Regions from separate parts of the Homo sapiens genome. Here region 1 is linked to region 2. A link is a contact called in ENCODE Hi-C data. All regions are on one chromosome and are shown on one strand. Each heading gives the region's core, a stretch centred on a gene start or an enhancer-like site at or near the end of the contact. The rest is flanking DNA. Distances are from core to core; before and after follow the strand shown. Region 1 holds the start of ATG16L1 (autophagy related 16 like 1). Region 2 holds the start of PDE6D (phosphodiesterase 6D).

Region 1 (7,637 bases), core at 2,737-5,236, 1.5 Mb before region 2:
ATATATGAGTTAAGTCTTAAAAGAAGATGATGGGCCATGCAGAAGGAATAACAGAGTCTTTTGGTAAGTGGCTGGAAATAAAGGTTGGAGCCAACACAGGAAAAAGCAGGATCAGAAATTTAGACTTCTTACTGGCAATGATTAAATAAAAGATTATAAAAGCAGGCCGTTACGCTAACAGATCTGTATTGGTAAAAAGTCAAGGATTATTCTGAGGCTCCTCGCTCAAGCAACTGGGCGGAGGATGCTAACGTGTGAGAGAACACAAGAGGGGAGAGCTTAGAGAGGAAATGAGTTCTCTTTCCAAACATAATAAATTTGACAGGAGACAGAGTACAGAAATTCAAAACACAAGATTAGAAAGAACACGTAGTTAAGTGTAATAGGCACACAGGCCTATTACTGTGGCTCACGCCTGTAATCGCAGCACTTTGGAAGGCCAAGGAAGGCAAACTACCTGAGGTCAGGAGTTCGAGAACAGCCTGGCCAACACGGCGAAACTACTAAAAATACAAAAATTAGCCAGGCACGGTGGCACTTGCCCACAGTCCCAGCTACTAGGGAGACTGAGGCACAAGAATCGCTTGAACTCGGGAGGCAGAGGTTGCAGTGAGCTGAGATCGCGCCACTGCACTCCAGCCTGGGCGACAGAGTGAGACTGTCTCTAAATAAATAAATAAATAAATAAACAAATGAAATGAAATAAAAAATAAGAGTAATAGGTACACAGGCACCAGTAAGATCAGATGTGGGTACCTGTTCTGCAGGTACCAAGCAGAACAAGACAGGGTTTATGCTAGTGACTATTCCTGTTAAAAGAGCTTGTTTCTCCTTTTAAAGAGTTTTGAGTCCCACTTTTTGATACCTGAAAAGAGAACTCCTGGGTAGAAACACTCTCATCTATTGGTCAAACGAATTAGCCAAACTGGACATTGGTTTCAACCTGGGAAATTATGGTTTAAAATCCACCAGTGTCAAAGGGCTCTAGTAAGACCTTCAGATGTTAAACCAAAGCTTAGTGCCCTGTGATAATTTTAGGTTCTTTCAAAAAACACAGGCGTTCAAAAGGAGTCCTTCCCAAAGGTTCCTCCCTGAAGAGAAGGCTGGAGATGGAGGGAAGCCTTTCCCTCCCCCTACGGCTTCTTTCCACCTTTCTCTTCAGACTCAAAGGCACGGACTGAACAGAGAATAGACTCCAGGCTGATGGAGGGTCAGAGCTTGACTGGCCTGGGAAGGCTGGAATGAGTGGAATGAAGGTGTTTCACAAACTATAATAGAAATGATCTCCCTAAATGTCAATCCCTCTGCCTAAACAGAAGATCTTAACATGCAAAGCCTGTCTCACTCTCCTGCCTCTTGTTAGCTTCTCATCCCGGTCTCCTGTCCTGGTCCCTCAGGCAGGTATTACTCGCTACTCTAGCACCCTTTAAAGCTATCTGCTCTCCACAAGTGACCTCTTATTCTGACTGTTCTACATGCTCCTGCCCCATCAAGATGCCATTTTCAAAGTGCAGGAAAACATTCCATTTGTGTCAAAGAGATAACGCTTTACAATTACAAGCTATTATACAGATGGCTTTGAAAGCACTTATATGCACAGCACTGTTTTTATGAAGTGGGCAGGGCAAGCTTCATCCCCATTTTATAGATGAGGCAAAACAGACTCAGAAAGTAAGTGAAAATGTTCAGTGAGGGGTGAGTCAAGCCTCCCACCCAATTTGACTTTCAAAGGATATTAGCTTTTAAAGCATAAGCACCTAATAAGCACCTAATGAACTGATTTATGTCATCTGTCAGGGAATCATGTTTTGAGGAAGAGGGACTTCTTGTGCTTCTGGCTTTCTGAAACAGCACTGTTCTTCAGGGCCTCCTAGAACAGCAAAGCATCCTCTTTCTTCTTAGTTTTGTTAAAACAATGGGTGCAGTGAAAGCAAAGAACCATTTGCTGGGGGAGCCAGTGAGAAAAGCAAATGCAAAAGTTAGTCATCAAGCCTAAGTTCAAATTCCAGTCCCGGCTGGTCACTGTGGCTCATGCCTGTAATCCTAGCACTTTGGGTGGCTGAGGCAGGTACATCACCTGAGGTCAGAAGTTCAAGATCCGCCTGGCCAACATGGTGAAACCCTGTCTCTACTAAAAATACAAAAATTAGCTGGGCGTGGCGGTGCTTGCCTATAGTTCCAGCTACTAGGGAGGCTGAGGCAGGAGGATCTCTTGAACCTGGGAGGTGGAGGTTGCAGTGAGCTGAGATCACGCCACTTGCACTCCAGCCTAGGTGACAGAGCAAGACTCTGTCTCCAAAAAAAAAAAAAAAAAAAAACAAAAAAACCCAGTCTCACCATTAACCTGCTGTGCAACCTCAGAAGTTACCTAATCTCTCTTGGCCTCAGTTCCATGTGTGAAAATGGCAATAACAGTTCCTGCTTCATACACAGAATTTTGGGAAAGATAAAATAACACATGCAAATACTTACCACAGTACTAAAATTTGTCTGCACAGTAGTCATTTGGGAAGCATCAAAAAACACTGATAACTTGGCATGCAGTTCTAGGCTTAATCTCACACAAACACAAACACACACACACTGATACTTGTGTACTGTGATACTTGTGATTTAGTTGGTCTGGGGTGTGGCTTGGGATTTGTAATTTTTTAAAGATCCATAGGTGATTCTAATGTGGAGCTAAGTTTGAGAACTACTGATTTTGCACAATCAGAATGCAATATAAGGTAGCAATTATTATTCTGAATATCATCAACAGCATAACTTGAGAAAGTCGTCAGGTTTACTTTCAGACGCAGATGGAACCACCTTAGGACCATTATAATTTAGGTAAAGGTACAAACATTTTTGTACCCTTAAGCTGCAAGCAGTAAGGGGAAAGAAAACCACCTCTTTCATACTGAAGATTTCAGTAACAGTAAAGGTTCTGTCCCGCCTAAAAGATATTACGATATTAACACCAAGGTGGGGCCGGGCTCGGTGGCTCACGCCTATAATCCCAGCACTTTGGGAGGCCGAGGTGGGAAGATCGTTTGAGCGCAGGAGTTGGAGACCAGCCTGGGAAACACAGTGAGACCTCGTTCCAAAAAATTTTTTTTTAAAAAAATTAGCCGACCGTGGTGAAGCGCGTCTGTAATCCCAGCTACTCGGGAGGCTTAGGTGGGAGGATCACTTGATCCTGGGAGTTTGAGACTGCAGTGAGCCGTGATCTCCGCCACTGCACTCCAGGCTCGGCGACACAGCAAGACCCTGATCCCCTATCCCGTTTCCCCGCAAAAAAAACCACCAAGGTGGAGTAAGGGAAGTAAGTTTGAGGAATCAAAGGCCACCCGTTCCAGTGCATTGAGAAGGCAATGTTAATTCTGCGACTGAAAGTCAACGACCGTTTCATTAACATGACCCCATAGATGGGATGTTTCTGGGACCTATTTAAGTGCATAAGCATTGTATGAGCTACTGGGATTTACAAATACAAACACGAACTGTGCCTCCCCACAAAGATCGTACAATTTAATAGGGAAAATCCTCCAAAGATAAAACGCAGGTTAGAAAAAACATTTAAAAGGCGTGCGGCGTCCCAAGCGCGGGTTACCCGGGGCGGCCGCCATGCGTGCGGGCGGCGCCAGGGACTCGGCCTCAGGTTCCCGCTGACGCCCCGCATGCCTCCGCGGGGCCCGCCCGCCCCACTCCCAGCCCGCACCGGCGCCGCTCACACTGCAGGATGATCTCCTCGAACGCCTGTCTCTGCAGCCGGTCCCGGCGCCTCAGTTGCTCCGAGATGTGGCGCTTCCAGCGGGGGAAGTCAGCGGCGCGGAGGCCCGACGACATGTCACTTGCTGCCCCGGCACCTCAGCGCCACCAATGCGAGCGAGGGCTGACGGCCGCAGCCTGCAGCATGAAGCAACCAGCAGAAGCGGGAATGCCGGCAATCCCGGAGCTCACCTCCACACACTGGCAGTCCCCGAGGCCATCCGGGACGGTCTTCCGGCTCATGCCGGAAATGATTTTCGAGAGGGCCGGAAGACCCGCCCCCTCACCCGAAGCACGGGCTCAGGAGCCGGTGCCTACGCAGGGCGCTCGCTAGTGACGCCAGCCTGTAGCCGGAAGCGTCAGCTGCAGAGAGGTGGCCGCTTGGGGGCGTCCGGGCCCTGCGCAAGGCCCAGCGCCGGGCGGGAAGGAGGCAGGAAAGGGGCCGTTTCCGCCTGACTGCTTACTTTTCTTTTGCTGCTTTTCAACCCTTTTCGTGTTTTTTTTCTTGGCCTGTCTCCCCCCACTTTTATTTTTAATCGCAGTTTAGGAACAAATGGGGTTCCCTCCATAGTAGCTCTGTGGCTGTGGATGAGTGACAGCCTACCTAAGCCTCAGTTGTCTCATCTGTAAATGGGGACAGTAATGATACCTACCTCAGAAGGTTGTCACGAATAGTAAAAAGAAAAACCCATGTAATGCAGTCAGCACTGTGCTTGGTACAGGGGAAACCTAAGTTTACAAAGACACCTGGTGTCTTCCCAAGGCCTACCCTGACAGCAGGAGCATTGCCATCTTGGACAACTGCCACCATTTTAAGTTCCCCTTGATTAAGAAACTGCCTAAATCCAACCCAAAAACATCAGCCTAATGGCTAATGTCAGCATAACCAGAAACATTCCAACCCTAAGATAAACCCACTTCCAACCAGAAACATGCCAACCCAGAGATAGCCTCCCCTCCGGCCAGAGACTTTCCAACCCTGCAATAAACTTTCCCTCATACAGAAACATTACGAACCTGCAATAAGCTCACCGCTTCGTAAACCCTTAAACACCCTTAGTGTGTAAGAGAAAACGCTCCTGACCAAAATCGACAAGAAGCCCCTCTCAGGTTTATTCTCCAAAATAAACCTGTCTTTGATTGTTAAGCTGCTTTTCGTGTTTCTTTCTTGTTTCTTAACTCTTACATACCTGAAGTCAGGGTGCGTTGGGAAGAGTGTCCCACTGAACTTGGAAACAGGTTTTGTGGTTTGTTTGGGGTTTTTGTTTTTGTTTGCAATGGAGAAGAGAACTGGAAACGGGAGCTAAGAAAGATGTGAATTGTGTATCAGAGTTTGTCTTCATTGTTAGAATCCTAGAAATTGTGGCCTGACAATAAATGGAGCCTTAGAAGGTAATCTGAGGCTGTAGATGTTGAAAGGGGGAGATGAAGACACACTGGCTCCTGAGAAAGTTGTGTCTGTGAACAAGCTCAGTAGAATGGAAAACCCAGTTCTGTAATAGAGTTGCTGGAGCTCCATCTGCCTTTAACAATTAGTGAATTTACTGCATGAAAATGGAGCCAGACAAAGTAGTTGGCCAAAAGAGGAAAGGAATATCAGAAACTACCTTCTCTTCCAGTGTGTCTCAAGTCCAGAGGAAGGTCCTTCAGAGACAGATAAGAAGAACTTAGGCTGAGGAGAGGAGGACAGTCAGGCTTCTAGCACTGTAGTTGAAGATGGTTCACTGGTAGTCAGTATTGAGTGGACCTGAAGTCGTTGGAAGGATCCAATGGGATCAGAAATAGAAGTGACTTCCTCACACGCTGAAGAAAATGAAAAAGTTCTGAAAGTGACCGAGAATGCCTTCAAATGCAGCAGTGGCACCACCCTTAAAAGACCATTACACCAAATCTTGACAGTTGAGCATGTTAATTTCCCACATTTATGATTAAAATATGTTTCCAAGGTTGGGCATGGTGGCTCACACCTGTAATCCCAACACTTTGGGAGGCCAAGGTGAGAGGATCACTTGAGCTCAGGAATTTGAGACCAACCAGCCTGGGCAACATGACACAACCTGTCTCTACAACAATACAAAAAATTAGTTGAGTGTGGTGGCGTGTGCCTGTAATCCTAGCTACTGGGATGGGGCTGAGGTGGGAGCATCGCTCGAGCCTAGGAGGTCAAGGCTGCAGTGAGCTGTGATAGCACCACTGTGTTCCAGCAGCCTGGTCAACAGAGCAAGACCCTGACTCTCTCTCTATATATATAAAAATATGTTTACAAATTTGCAGTTTGCCTAACCAGCAATTCCACTTGCAGGAATTTATGCCAAGAAATATTTGGACACATGTCCACATACAAAAATCTTTGTTGCAGAATTGTTTTTAGGTTGGTGTAAAAGTAATTGCGGTTTATAATAATGATGAGAAGTTGGAGAAAAAAATCTACATTTCCAACAATAAGAGATTGGTTAAATTACTGTACATTTATTGCTGGAAATTGTTGATAGTAACAGCAGTATATGTCATAATTTATGTAAAATGAGTATGTCCCTAGCTCATCATAGACAAATATTTGTTGAACACATGAAGAATAATTTCTAAAGAAAGAATATGAAGCTCTGCTAGTCCTGCCCTCCTCCTAACTCACCAGCTTTATCTAGCACACAACCACAGCCACGCTGAAGCCTCTTACTTCCTTCTGCTTACCGTGCTCCCTCTCGTTGCAGGGCCTTTGGATTTACTGTGTTGGGCACATCTTCCCTTCTGACTTCTCCAAATTAATTTCTGTGTGTTCGTTCTCATTTCAGTAGTCACTTCCTCGCAACAGTAGGATGAGAGACCTTCACAACCTGTTACAGATCTTATCTCCCTGTTACGCGTGTACCTCTCCTTTATAGCATTGATCCCAGTTATAGGTTCACATGTATTTGTATCATTACTTGATAAAGGTCTGTCTCCCCCAGTAGACTGTAAACTCCATGAGACAAGAGCTGTGTCTGTTTTTGCACATCATTATATCTCCAGCAAGAGCATGAAGCCCTTTATGTATTAGGTGCTCAGTAAATGTTATTTAATTAATGAATGGAATATGTGAAAATACTGATAATAGTATTATCTGTAGGCAGTGGTGTTGCTGGGTTTTTTTCTTATATGTGTATTTTATATGCATTTTCTAATAGGTAGACATTATATATATATATACTACATATGCATGAAAAAGTTGGGCCGGGCGCGGTGGCTCACACCTGTAATCCCAGCACTTTGGGAGGCTGAGGCAGGTGGATCACCTGAGGTCAGGAGTTCATGACCGGCCTGTCTAACATGGCAAAACCCCATCTCTACTAAAAATACAAAAAATTAGCTGGACGTGGTGTCAGGCGCCTGTAATCTCAGCTACTTGGGAGGCTGAGGCAGGAGAATCGCTTGAACCCGGGAGGTGGAGGTTGCAGTGAGCCGAGATTGTGCCATTGTACTCCAGCCTGGGCGACAGAGTGAGACTCTGTCTCAAAAAAAAAAAAAAGTTATAGAAATAAACACATATTTATTGATGAAACCACTTATGTCAAAGCATGGTAGACTCTGGGAGATCACAAATAAGCAGGAACACTTCTACAGTGCTACGGGCTGTGCATTCTTCTGAGTAGTATTTCACATATTATAACTCATTTCCTCCTCACAATAATCCTGCTCAGTAGCATCTTCATCCTTATTTACAGACGAGGAATCTGAGGCACAGGGAGGTTAAGTAACTTGCATGAGGATACCTGGCTAGTAAAGTGGCAAGACCTGGGTTCAAATACAGGCAATTTAATTCTAGCATCTGTGCCTTTAACCACTGCACTCCATCATCCAGTCTCTGTTCTGGCTGTCACTGCAGTATGACTGGACTAGAATACATG
Region 2 (6,753 bases), core at 89-2,588:
CTTCACCTTTTACCCACTCAGTGCCTGACAAATAACAGGCTGAAAAGATATTTGTTGAATTACATGGAAGAAAAAATTGGGTGAGTTCCCAGATGGGTGAAAGTGGGGACAGGCAGAGGAAGGAAGGCCAAGAGAAGGACAGAGGAGGTTTCCAAGGAAACCGTGGCTCACACTGTAATTTTACCTACTTCCTGAAATCACATTAAATGTCACCTTGAGTGGCAAAAAACAAAACACCAAATCCTACCTAGGCTGAAAATAAATAAATATCACACTCCCTCACTCGCAAGAAATCCACCAAATAAATGCTACCTAATTCTGGGTGTTTCAACAGTGGATAGGAAAACCGTTCAAGGAGAATAATTCACATTGCCATGCTGCTAAAAATATCACCTCCTTAGTGTGGTGCAAAGAGTCCAGACTGCAAGTCAGCCGACTTAGGGCTGAATTCTAACTCTGCCCGAACTTGCTGTGATCTGTGGCCAATCCCTTCGCCTCTCTGGGCCTCAATTTCCTCATACGTAACAACAGGGGATAGATTAGCAAAGTCCCTTTATGTTTTGATATTCTGAGTATACAATCCATAGCTCTCCCGGTGCAAACCAGGAATACAGCAAAAAACCCTGAAATACATGTAAAAGGCGCCTCAGACCAACAAACAAGCACGATTTGAAGAAGTCATTTTGTTCTCTTTCACGGTTTAATCAGTGTTTTTGTTTGTTGTTTGCAGCCTTACCATGATTTGCAGATGTCTGAGTTCCATGTAAACAGAAGTTAACTCTCTGCGGGCTGTCATCTTCTTTTGAGGGTGAGAAGGGTCTTCCCGTTGGGTTTCAAGTCTCGGGATTCCGAAACGACCAACTCAGCGGGCGGGTTTGTGAATTTGCGCACACTGCGCGGCACACTGGAGTCTAAGTTACAGAGGAACCGAGTGCAGGGGATGCTGGGATTTGTAGTCCCCGGGCCTCTTTGTGGTGCGCTGGGATCTGTGGTCCCCCGAGTGCGCCGCTGGAATGCTGGGAAATGTAGTCTCTGTCGCGTCGCACAGTGCAACTCAGCTGCCGTCTCAGACGGCTAGTGTGCTCAGTGGCTGGAGCAGGTCCCTAAAGCCTCTGCAGATCCGAAGCCAACCCTCCGCTGGGACAAACTCTAGGCAACAACACCAGATGAATATTGTGTCCTATGGGACTTCCCGGGGAGGGCCCTTCCCATTGACGTTAACAGTCCCCCTGCGAAGCCGCTGCGCGCTCCTACTGGCTGGTTGAGATGCCAATCGCCAAGGCTGGCTTTCCATTGGTTCCAGGAGGGCACTGCGAGGCTAGGGGGAAGGAGAAGGGATCAGAAGCGGGAGCTGAGGGGAGAGAGAGGCCGGTCCTGGTCTGGCCGCTGCGGCTGCTAGCCCGAGGTCTCCAAGCCGGGCTGCGGCTCCATCCTCGGCTCCTGGGCACCGTCTGCGAGGCTCCGCCGACCAGAGTGAGAAAGCCGCGGGCGGCGACCGCCGCATCATGTCAGCCAAGGACGAGCGGGCCAGGGAGATCCTGAGGGGCTTCAAACTGTATCCGTCCGGGAGCGGGGCGGGGCCGGGAGGACTTGGGAGGCGGCCGCTCACTGAGGAGACTGGCCGGGGGCGGGGGCCGCGCCAGGTGGGCCCCACAGAAGAAGGGCCGCGGGAGGGGAGAGGAAAGGAACAGCGTGCCGAGCACCCGGCGGGACCCGGCGCGAGAGGCGCCCCAAGGGGCGTCCTGAGGGAGGAAGGGGACGTTGACGGGAGCGCCGGGGGGTGGCGGGTGGAGACGGGGGAGCCTGGGGGACGGGGCTGCGAGAGGTGCCGGGCGTCGGAAACGCTGTCGGAGAAGCCGGCTGGGTTCCGATCCCCGGCCGGGACCCAGAGGCCGGGATGGGGCTGCGGCCCGCGGAGAAGGGCTGAGGGGGCGCGGTGGGCTGATCTCGAAGCCTAGAAGCCTCTTTGGCTATAAGCCTACCCGGGGAGCGGGGAACAGTGACTTGGAGCGGGCGACCTTGTGTGGGACAAATACCAGTGCTTTTAAAACTCTCTCAGGTCCCCCACCGCACCGCACCGCACCCCACCCCCGTCTGGTTTCCACAACTTCTCTTCCAAACTTGTGGCTTCTTCCAGGACTGGAGTAGTTGGGGGAGGTGGGGAAAGAGAAGTCCAAGATCGACCTCGTCTTAACACTCTTGGCCTTCTCAGGCATTGGTCACTGCTTCCCCCTCAGCGCCTCAGTTTTCTTTCCAGCAAGATGAGGACCATAGGCTTAGGTGTGGGGTGCCTCGCGCTGGGACTCCTAGCCGAGGTGTCTTTGCTCGCTCCTGTCGGTGCGGTTATGCCTAGCTGTGGTGGAGCTGTCCAGCAATGGTGTGATGTCGCTGGGGCCACGGTAGGATAGAGTGGGGTAGAGAAATCATTGCCTCGGGCCTGTTGTGGTGCCCCTTTTGCATCCTCTCCGTAAGGAAGCTTTGTGTTTTCGTGGAGTGTGTTAGTCTGTCACCATATGATGCAGATGAAAAAATGCAAACTTGGATATTCAAATTTTCCATTCTCCTGCCAACTTTAATCTCTTCATGCATCCTATCTGTAATCTATAGTACGAACGTTCTTAAATTGCTCCCTCAGTGAAAAGGTAGTCACCACTTCAGGGCTCCTCCCTTGGAGGTTTAGTAAAGCACTGTTTTCTTGGTATTCTGTTGCGTTTTCACAATGTCCATGTCACGCTTGCAAATTTAATTGCTTTGCTATAATCAGAAACCAAGTTGGTAATACATTTTAGACCACAGTGCAAAAAGGAAGTTTTGGATGTACAAGTGAGATTTTTCGAATGGAAATTGATCTATGCTTTTTAAAAAAACTAAAGGCTGTATCACCTTTGCATACTACCATCTGTGATAAACTTTCAGTACTTTCATGTTTTGGTTTAGTAGCAGCCTCTTTTATAGCTCCATGTGCCTTTCTGTGTTTCTCTCCATAATGGATCAAATAGGTATATAGGGATGACTGAAGTGCTGGAAAAGCTATGACATGGATTTTATTTTTCCCTCAAATAATTTATACTATTAACATCTAACAATGTAATAATATTGCTACTTAACATGCTTTGTAGACAGTAAACCGGAAACTGGAGAATTGAGAGATTTCAGAAGCAACGTTTTCATCTGATTGGAAATACCGTATTGCTGAAAAGAAGAAAGGCCTTTTTAATGGCTTTTGAACAAAGCAGAAAAGTTTGAGCTTCTCACCTTCAGTCTTAGCTCTTGAACCTGTTGAGAAAGAGGATAAGAGACAAATACGGAAAAGAGTTTCAGAAAGCAGAATCTGTGTCAGCCCACTGGAAGGAAAAGCGAATCAACCGATTCAGTGATGTTAGTGCATCCAGAAACAGGCTTTTGGGAAAAGCTTGACCTGAGCTGATTAAATCCTGAAGCACAAGGGAAGCAGCCACATCAAAAAGTTAGCATGAGAGCAGTGGCGTGCTCATCCTCTGGTAGCCTTTACTGGGCATTTGTGGAGTAAGAGAGAAAAGAAAAGCAGGAATGTTAAGATATGCTACTACCTTCAGGAAAAAGTAAAATTAATGTTTTAGTAAGAAACTGACTATTGTCCACCTTTTATTGGGTAAATAGATTTTCTGAACTTTCTTTCAGAGTATCTGTTTCTGTAAGAATAGTTTATCACTGCAAAAAGAGCACCATTATGTTCTCCCACCAGCAGTGTTGATAGTACTCAGTTTTCCACGTTGACTAGGTCAGTCTTTTTTATTTGCCAGTTTGGATAACAAATGATACATTGTTTTAATTGGTATTCTTCTGGATCCCTAGATCCATGAAAAGGTAATGTAGCATAGTGGTTAAGAGCTATACTGGACTATGTCTCTATACTGCCTGCATTGGAATTCCAGCCCTGCGCTCCTAGTTGTGTGTCCCTGAGCAACTGCTTTAACCTCACCTCAATTTTCTTATCTGTAAGATGGGGAAAATAATAGTACCTATCTCATGGGGCTGTAAGAGTAAATGAGTTGATATCTAAAGCATTTAGAAAAGCACCTGATCCACAGTGAGCATTATGCTTTAGCCAGTGTTATTCTTGTTATTATTAGAGAAGTTGCACATCTCTTCTATTTGGCCATTTCTTTTTCTTCTGTAAATTGTTTGTTAATTTTGTTTTTGCCCATTTTACTATTGTTTATTTTTCTTATTTGTAGATGTTCTTTACATATTGTAATATCAATCCTTTGCCTATTATGTATTTTGCAAATATTTTCTTTCAATGTATTGTCTCCTTTTTTGTTGAACAGAATTTTTAAATTGTCATTTCAAATTTATTTTATTTCATTTGTTTGAGACGGAGTCTTGGTCTGTTGCCCAAGTTGGAATGCAGTGGCGCAATCTTGGCTCACTGCAACCTCCGCCTCCCAGGTTCAAGCAATTCTCCTGCCTCAGCCTCCTGAGTAGCTGGGATTACAGGTGCATGCCACCATGCCCAGCTAATTTTTGTATTTTTAATAGAGATGGGGTTTCACCATGTTGGCCAAGCTGTTCTCAAACACCTGACCTCATGATCTGCCTGCCTCTGCCTCCCAAAGTGCTGGGATTACAGGCATGAGCCACCGTGCCTGGCCTCAAATTTATTAATATTTGCCATCTGGCTTTTGCATTTTGTATCTTGTTTAAAAAGATCTTTCTTATCCCAAGATTAACTAAATATCCTATCTTTTCTTCTCTTTTCAATGTTTAGCTCTTTAATCCACCTGGAACGTATTTACACATTTGGTATGTGGTAGACATCTAAGTACTTCTGCTGTTTGGATAGCCAATAGTTCCAGTACTATTTACTAAGTAGTTAGTCCATCTTTTCCTCACTGTTTTGAAATGCCATCCTTGTCATATACTAAATTTTCATAAGACATAGGTTTTTTTTTGGATTATTTCTGTTTCATTGATCTATTTGTCTCTTCTTGTACCTATACACATTTGATTGAATTATTATAGCTTTATAATATGATTTAGTATAGTTTACAATAGAATGGTCTGTGACTAACATAATATGTGTGTTTAAGGTCCCTACAAATATGTGCCCCTTTTGTTCACATGGAAGCTTGCCCATATGCCCATAGTAGATAGAAACATGAGGACTTGGCTGGGCATGGTGACTCACACCTGTAATCCCAGCACTTTGGGAGGCCTAGGTGGGAGGATTGCTCAAGGCCAGGAGTTCAAGACCAACCTGGCCAACATAGCGAGACCCCCAACTCTAAAAAAAAAAAATTTAAAGATACTGCATAAAAGTGAATACTGTATGCATAAATTAGGCATGGTCTGAGTGAATTCAGTAGAAGCTTTGTATTTGCCATCAGTTGTTTCAAAAACAAAATCTTATAAGATTTTATTCTTGTATCACCTTCACCCCATCTCACCCTACCTCTTTCAGAGTATCTGTTTTTGTGAGAAGAGTTTATCACTACAAAAAGAGCACCATTATGATCTCCTGCCAACAGTGTTGATAGTACTCAGTTTTCCACGTTGACTAGGTCAATCTTTTTTATTTTTGCCAGTTTGGACAACACATTGTTTCGATTTGTATTTTCCTGGATCCCTAGATCCATACAAGGTAATATAGCATAGTGGTTAAGAGCTATACTGGACTGTGGCGCTATACTACCTCTCAAGAAATGCAAGGCTCTCATACACATTAAGAACCTTGCATTTCTTTCTTGTTTGTTAAAAGCATAACATTTCCTAATTGTAAATTAATGTTATGAATGAAATGTTACTTGGGGAACAATATGATTCTCCTGCAAATATTTTGGATTTGATTATTTTAAGCAGCTGACATAGAGATTGATGTTTGTAAATCCCACGTTTCCCATTTCGTTCCTTCAACAAAGGTCTGTTGGGTGACTATTATGTATAGGGCACTCTACACTTGAAGGATACAAAAATGAATAACTTACAGTCCCTTCTTTCCAGAAGCTTAACCAGCTTTATGTCTGTTTAGAAGGAATATCTTCAAAAGCAATGCATTTTTTAAAATTCTATTTAATTTTCCTATTACAAACGCCAGCCACCTAGAGTGACCTTTGTAAATATTATTTAATATAGCCTTCTAATGTAGCTAATGTTTAATGTGTTTTTTATAAAAATGGAATTGTAAATATCACTTTGTAACTTACTTTGTTCACTTAATAATAGATTTACCATGTTTATGATTTCCAAAGATAGTTACTTTCAGTTGCTTTCACTGACAGATTTGTCACAGTACTCTTTTTTTTTTTTTTTTTTTTTTGAGACGGAGTCTTGCTCTTGTCACCCCGGCTGGAGTGCAGTGATGTGATCTCAACTCACTGCAACCTCTACCTCCGGAGTTCAAGCGATTCTCCTGCCTCAGCCTCCCAAGTAGCTGGGATTACAGGCACCTGCCACCACGCCCGGCTAATTTTTGTATTTTTAGTAGAGAGGGGGTTTCGCCATGTTGGCCAGGCTGGTCTCGAACTCCTGACCTCAGGCCTCCCAAAGTGCTGGGATTACAGGCGTGAGCCACTGCACCTAGCATTTGTCACAGTACTCTTATACTAGCTTTCTAGTATAGTCTGTATCTACTGTTTTGCCTATTTGAATAGCTTTTTCATCAACATAAAAATATAACTTTATTAAATTAACAAGAAACTGACAGACTTCCATAAGAATGAATTATGCTTTTATGATTTCATTATCTTTAATCCATCTGAATTTTCTTTGGTA

The links. A loop is a pair of places that touch in the nucleus more often than their neighbours do. Pooled maps may share reads with other maps.
Region 1: a loop to region 2 is called in a map of CD4-positive, alpha-beta T cell, with 11 times the contacts of the local background. The contact joins the promoter of ATG16L1 here to the promoter of PDE6D in region 2. A Hi-C loop is called at or near these places in 5 of 168 maps with a recorded cell type or tissue (CD4-positive, alpha-beta T cell, CD8-positive, alpha-beta T cell, gastrocnemius medialis and 1 more), 2 of 37 single-sample maps with no recorded cell type and 19 of 50 pooled maps.

The regions. Positions count from the first base shown.
Region 1 is chr2:233,248,022-233,255,658 of GRCh38, reverse strand. It overlaps ATG16L1 (autophagy related 16 like 1), which reads right to left and starts at 3,986. Exons shown (of 18, transcript NM_030803.7): 1 at 3,717-3,986. The coding sequence starts at 3,831. RefSeq lists enhancers at 3,699-4,398, 7,179-7,637.
Region 2 is chr2:231,775,867-231,782,619 of GRCh38, reverse strand. PDE6D (phosphodiesterase 6D) reads left to right here and starts at 1,338. Exons shown (of 5, transcript NM_002601.4): 1 at 1,338-1,555. The coding sequence starts at 1,506. It also overlaps a transcript of COPS7B not described here. RefSeq lists enhancers at 1,312-1,541, 2,092-2,171 and silencers at 1,752-1,801, 1,925-2,148.